Linked DNA regions of Homo sapiens: region 2 is linked to region 1. A link is a loop called in an ENCODE intact Hi-C map of the cell type or tissue named here. Cell type or tissue: Calu3. All regions are shown on one strand. Links, peaks and the distances in the headings refer to the core of each region. The heading gives the core; the rest is flanking DNA. Region 1 has its middle 2.7 kb from the start of PKD1L1. Region 2 has its middle 42 kb from the start of CDC14C.

What was found. Hi-C counts contacts between places; a loop is a spot of excess contacts. Peaks named below come from ENCODE experiments on the same cell type or tissue, not always from the same donor. Only the 100,000 strongest peaks of a DNase experiment are listed, where the experiment ranks them.
Region 2: it touches region 1 in a loop (11-fold over the local background); 5 of 110 quality-filtered maps call a loop at or near these places.

Annotation. Positions count from the first base shown.
Region 1 is chr7:47,949,683-47,952,608 of GRCh38, reverse strand. It overlaps a transcript of PKD1L1 not described here. Among named protein-coding and RNA genes, the nearest start is that of PKD1L1, 2.7 kb to the right of the region's middle. RefSeq lists an enhancer at 937-1,066. In Calu3, for the core only: no CTCF peak of the experiment used is centred there; a DNase peak (open chromatin) is centred at 1,648.
Region 2 is chr7:48,880,853-48,883,778 of GRCh38, reverse strand. No RefSeq gene overlaps it. Among named protein-coding and RNA genes, the nearest start is that of CDC14C, 42 kb to the left of the region's middle. In Calu3, for the core only: no CTCF peak of the experiment used is centred there; no DNase peak of the experiment used is centred there.

The DNA.
Region 1 (2,926 bases), core at 231-2,730:
ATCTCAGAGAAAACGGCCCAGAAGCATATTGGGGTGAAGGGAGGCTAAGGCCCCAGAGCTCTTCTGGGCATGAGATTTCTTTCTCAGGGGGTGCTTATGATTGGCTGCTTGTCCCAAGATGCTAATGGAGGCAGGGAAGGCTCACTGCTCCAGCCCATGGGGCGGAGCAAGGCCAGTCCCTGTTGCTTCGGGTTCCATTTATGGGCTTTCTACCTGTGCTCACTTCCCCAAAGCCACCCCTGATTTGAATGCTGATCAGCAGCCCCATTGGAGCAGCCTGCTTGCAAATGGGGTGGAGGGGGCTGATCGCAGCCTTGCCCCTGCTCTCCTTGGTGCAGCCTGCTCTGGGAACCAGCTCAAAGGATGGTAAGTTTGACATTCTACCAAGATCTTATCAATTTTTCTTTCTTTTCACCACAACTAATTACAAAAATTTGCCCAAGCACTGTGTTTGTCTCCGTGAGTGTGATGGGACCCAGAGCGTGGGCTGGGAGTGGGGATAGGGTGTTAATTAAAAAAAGATGTAGAATATCTAAAGGTAAATGAGTAGAGGTCCACAAGCTGCCTCAAGGAACAGAATGGAAATGACAGTGACTGGCAGTCTTGCTAGGAAGGGACATGTCAGCATGTGCTACTGCTCATCCAAAGAGAAGAAGGTCAAGTGATGCTGGTGGGCCAGGTGCTTTCCCGGGAAGCTCCATTTGGAGGTGAGAAACTGAAGCAGGCAGAAGATGAGATGATAATGATCAGAACCTGGGCTTGCATTGAAACCTGAGAAACGAAGTTGGTTGCTCATGATAACCATCATTCTAGTGTTATTTTTCCTTGTATATTTTATGTATACACTTGCCTGAGTTGCAAATGTAATATTTCCCCAAATCTGAAACTTAGTATCATTAAATGCCATCTATTACATCTTCAAGTATGAAAACCCATGTGAGAACAATTGCTGAAGTTTCCATCTGAGGAGGAACCCTGTGCTGTGTAAACTGCAGCTCTGTGCCTTTTTACACTGTGAACTGTGTAAACACCTGTGTTTGCTTTTCTACTTTGACTACTGAAAGTCTTCAGGCAGTGCTACCTACTTTCAGGTATTCATTCTGAACTATGTGCATACTAAACACCTTAAGTCTGTGGAGTAAGGCAGGGGTTGACTAAGTGAACTATTACCTAAGAAGCAGTTTTAGAAACTAAGTATTAAATCTGAAATACAGAATGTGGCTTAAAAACAAATTCTAAGGAGGTGGCTTTTGTTTAAAACAATGAAGACAAAGGGAAAGACCTCCCAGGATCTCTTCCAGCCAGGGGGTTCCGTCCTTGCACATTGATTTCATGCAAAGAAATGATTTTTCTTGTGTTTTTTCCTCCTTTCAGCAAGGTCATAAGGAGAGTCAAAATCCTGATCGAGTCTTTGTTTCTAAATGAGGAGCTTAGATAGTGATTTCTTAAAATGGGCCATATTTGGAAGCCATTTACCTAATTTTATTCAGAATATTTTTACTTAAAGCAGTTTTCAAAACTCGACGTTTTCCAGTTTGCTTGGCTGCATCCACGTCTCACCTTAAGCAGCACACCCCTCCGTCCTCGGGAGGGAAGCAGTGAGTTTGGTTCTGTGTTGTGCTCCCTGTTGTACCAGTGCAGTGCTCGGCAAACCCCAGGTGGAGGAGTATGGCCCAAGAATGTAGATGAACTGGGAACCCCTCCCTTGTCTGGATGCAGCTGCTCTGAGGAAACAATGCTGGCCGCACTGCCCGGAAAAAGGCGAGGCTGCCCAGCCCAGCGCTGGCCCCGAGGGTGTTCTGCAATGATGGAAACATTGTATAGTTTGTATCTTGGCTACTGAGCCCTTGAAATATGGCTAATGATGGAGAAGCTAAAGCTAATTCTTTTTTTTTTTTTGAGACAAGAGTTTCGCTCATTGCCCAGGCTGGAGTGCAATGGCACGAAGTTGGCTCACCACAACCTCTGCCTCCCCGGTTCAAGCGATTCTCCTGCCTCAGCCTCCTGGATAGCTGGGATTACAGGCGTGCATCACCACACCTGGCTAATTTTTTTGTATTTTTAGTAGAGACGGGGTTTCTCCAGCTAATTCTTAATTCTATTTAATTGTAAGTAACTTAAGCTCCAGTAGCTGAGAGTGGCTATGAGAGTGGCTATGAGAGTGCCTCCCACGTAGGGCAGTGCAGGCATATTTCTTCCCTCAATTATGTCACTTTCTTTGCTCCTCCTCATTTCCTGGCATCTTTGGTTAGCACTGCTGGCTTCAAAAACATCACAAACTTTAAATGTAGGCCCTGTTCTCAGGATGTCCAGCCCCACAAGGAAGGAACAGGCAGCAGCAAGGTCAGAGCATCCAGGTGTGCGTGTGGGTATGGATGCCAGCCCAGCAGGCAGGGTTGCACAGGTGTCTTTACCCAGTGGACTCTGTTTAGATTTGACAGGAAGGTGTCAGAGCAAATCACAGGGGCTTCAGAAAGAAGGGATTTTGTTCGTTTACAAACTGCAGTTTGCAGTTTATCCTTTTCTTGGTCACAGGCGCATTTGAAAGTGTATTGCTAATGAAATTGGAAAGTATGCATTTCCCCCAAATCTGAGATTTACTCACAACAAGCACAGTGGGGACAAAGCCAGAGGCACTGACAAGGCAGTGTGAGAAGAGCAGAGGTGGCAGCAGGCCCCAGGAGACAGGTGTGTTAGGTCAACAGCAGGCCCCTTAACCCACCACAGGGCTCTGGTTACTCACCTCATTGGCAGCAAAGTTCCAGAAAACACAGGATCCAAGGCCGGACACCCGTAGCTTGGTTCATCATTGTTCAAGGGGTCTGTGTTCCCATCTGAGAAAGAGCTTGTGCCTGAAAACGTTCCCACTCTTCTTGGTATCACTCTCTTCAGAGTGGAGAGAAAAAATATCTAGTGTTCTGAGTAA
Region 2 (2,926 bases), core at 270-2,769, 930 kb before region 1:
GCATCATGTGACCTGACTTCAAACTATACTAAAAGGCTACAGTAGCCAAAACACCATGGTAATGGTACCAAAACAGATATATAGACCAATGGAACAGAACAGAGCCCTCAGAAATAATATCACACATCTAAAACCATCTGATCTTTGACAAACCTAACAAAAACAAGAAATGAGGAAACGATTCCCTATTTAATAAATGGTGCTGGGAAAACTGGGCTAGCCATATGTAGAAAGCTGAAATTGGATCCCTTCCTTACACCTTATACAAAAATTAATTCAAGATGGATTAAAGACTTAAATGTTAGACCTAAAACCATAAAAAACCCTAGAAGAAAACCTAGGCAATACCATTCAGGACATAGGCATGGGCAAGGACTTCATGACTAACACACAAAAGCAATGGCAACAAAAGCCAAATTTGACAAATGGGATCTTATTCAACTAAAGAGCTTCTGCACAGCAAAAGAAACTACCATCAGAGGGAACAGGCAATCTACAGAATGGGAGAAAATTTTTACTATCTACCCATCTGACAAAGGGCTAATATCCAGAATCTACAAAGAACTTAAACAAATTTATGAGAAAAAATCAAACAACCCAATCAAAAAGTGGGCGAAGGATATGAACAGACACTTCTCAAAAGAAGACATTTATGCAGCCAACAGACACGTGAAAAAATGCTCATCATCACTGGCCATCAGAGAAATGCAAATCAAAACCACAATGAGATACCATCTCACACCAGTTAGAATAGTGATCATTAAAAAGTCAGGAAACAACAGGTGCTGGAGAGGATGTGGAGAAATAGGAACACTTTTACACTGTTGGTGGGACTGTAAACTAGTTCAACCATTGTGGAAGACAGTGTGGCGATTCCTCAGGGATCTAGAACTAGAAATACCATTTGACCCAGCCATCCCATTACTGGGTATATACCCAAAGGATTATAAATCATGCTGCTATAAAGATACATGCATATGTGTGTTTATTGCTGCACTATTCACAATAGCAAAGACTTGGAACCAACCCAAATGTCCATCAATGATAGACTGGATTAAGAAAATGTGGCACATATACACCATGGAATACTATGCAGCCATAAAAAATGATGAGCTCATGTCCTTTGTAGGGACATAGATGAAGAGGGAAACCATCATTCTGAGCAAACTATCACAAGGACAGAAAACCAAACACTGCATGTTCTCACTCATAGGTGGGAATTGAACAATGAGAACACTTGGACACAGGGTGGGGAACATCACACACCGGGGCCTGTTGTGGGGTTGGGGGAGGGCGGAGGATAGCATTAGGAGATATACCTAATGTAAATGACAAGTTAACGGGTGAAGCACACCAACATGGCAAATGTATACACATGTAACAAACCTGCACATTGTGCGCATGTACACTAGAACTTAAAGTATAATAAAAAAGAAGAAAATTTAATCAATAACTCCCTTGGCTAATATAAACATACACACAAGTAGTAGATTGCCTCTCCTTCTAGGCTTAATTAGCATCCTTCATAAATAAGTAATCATCGCTCAATGGGTTGAAAAATCAAATGTTCTTGAAACTAAAATTTTTAAACAATGATGTTTATTTATAAAAAGTATTGAACATTGTCTTAGAAAGTTATAGAGTTTTACGGTATCTGTTATCTTGAATTGGAAGCTTTTAATTAATGGAAAAAATAAAGTATATACTTAATTTCTGCCCCAAAGACAATAATTTATTCCCCACAAATTTTTAATTATTAAATATTTAGTTTATATATTTTAAGAATAATACTTGCTATGACTTGAATGTGTCCCCAAAAGTTCATATGTTGGAAATTTGTTTCTCAACACAGCAGTGTTGGGAGTTGGGGCCTGGTGGGAGGTGTTTGGGTCACGGGGCATGTGCCCTCCTGAGTAGATTAAACTCATTATCTCAGGAGTAGGTTCAGTTTCTCAGACGTGGGTTCTTTACAAAAGGACAATTTCAGCCCTCTCTTGCCCTCTCATCATCCACCATGGGATGACTTAGCGAGAAGGCCCTTACCTAATGCCAGCCCCTCAATCTTGCACTTCCAGAACTATGAGCCAAGTACATTTCTGTTAATTATAAATTACCTACCCTGAGGAACTCTATTATGTCAGTACAAAAACATGAAGACAATACTGTTCATTAAATAGCAGAGACAATGATTTTCAAAAAATTAAATACAACAGAAACCTCCAGTATTTGAAGGCTTCATTTTTTATGAAAAATATTTTCAAAATATCGATAAAAAATAAAGTTATTAAGCCATTACATTTAAGGATGAGCCAAATGGAATACATATTTTTGAGATAAACAACAGTTGAATACAGACACATGCAAATAGCACAGCCTAAAAGTATATAAATTCAAATAATCTATATGCTAATAGTAGTAAGGCAACAAAATGCATAATAATAATGGGTTATATTTGGGGCTTTATTTGGACTCAGGAGAATTAGATTATGTTGTGCACTACAAACATGACCATTGCCAAGTTATAGCTTTTCTTGAACTCAGTTTTCCCGTATGGAAAATTTCTAATTTTCTCATTTCTGTTTCAGTTCTGAACTTCTATAATTCAATTTACATATTTTGCCCTGCCATTAAAGATATTTACACTGCAATATCAGTAGAACTCTTTTATCTCATTATAAATATTTACTAATGTAATTAAAAGCACATTCATTCATTGATGCAGCAGATATGCATTGAGTGTTTTCTGTATTTCAGGCACTTTGCAGTCACTGCAGATGTGTAAAACAAACAAAAGTCCTTCCTTCATGGAAGAACTTACATTCTAGTGTGTGAGCAGATAATAAGTAAGTAAGTGTCATACACAGTGGCTACACGTGGTCATAGAATACATAGCTATAGAAGTGCCAGGGAAAAACAGGTAGGAAAG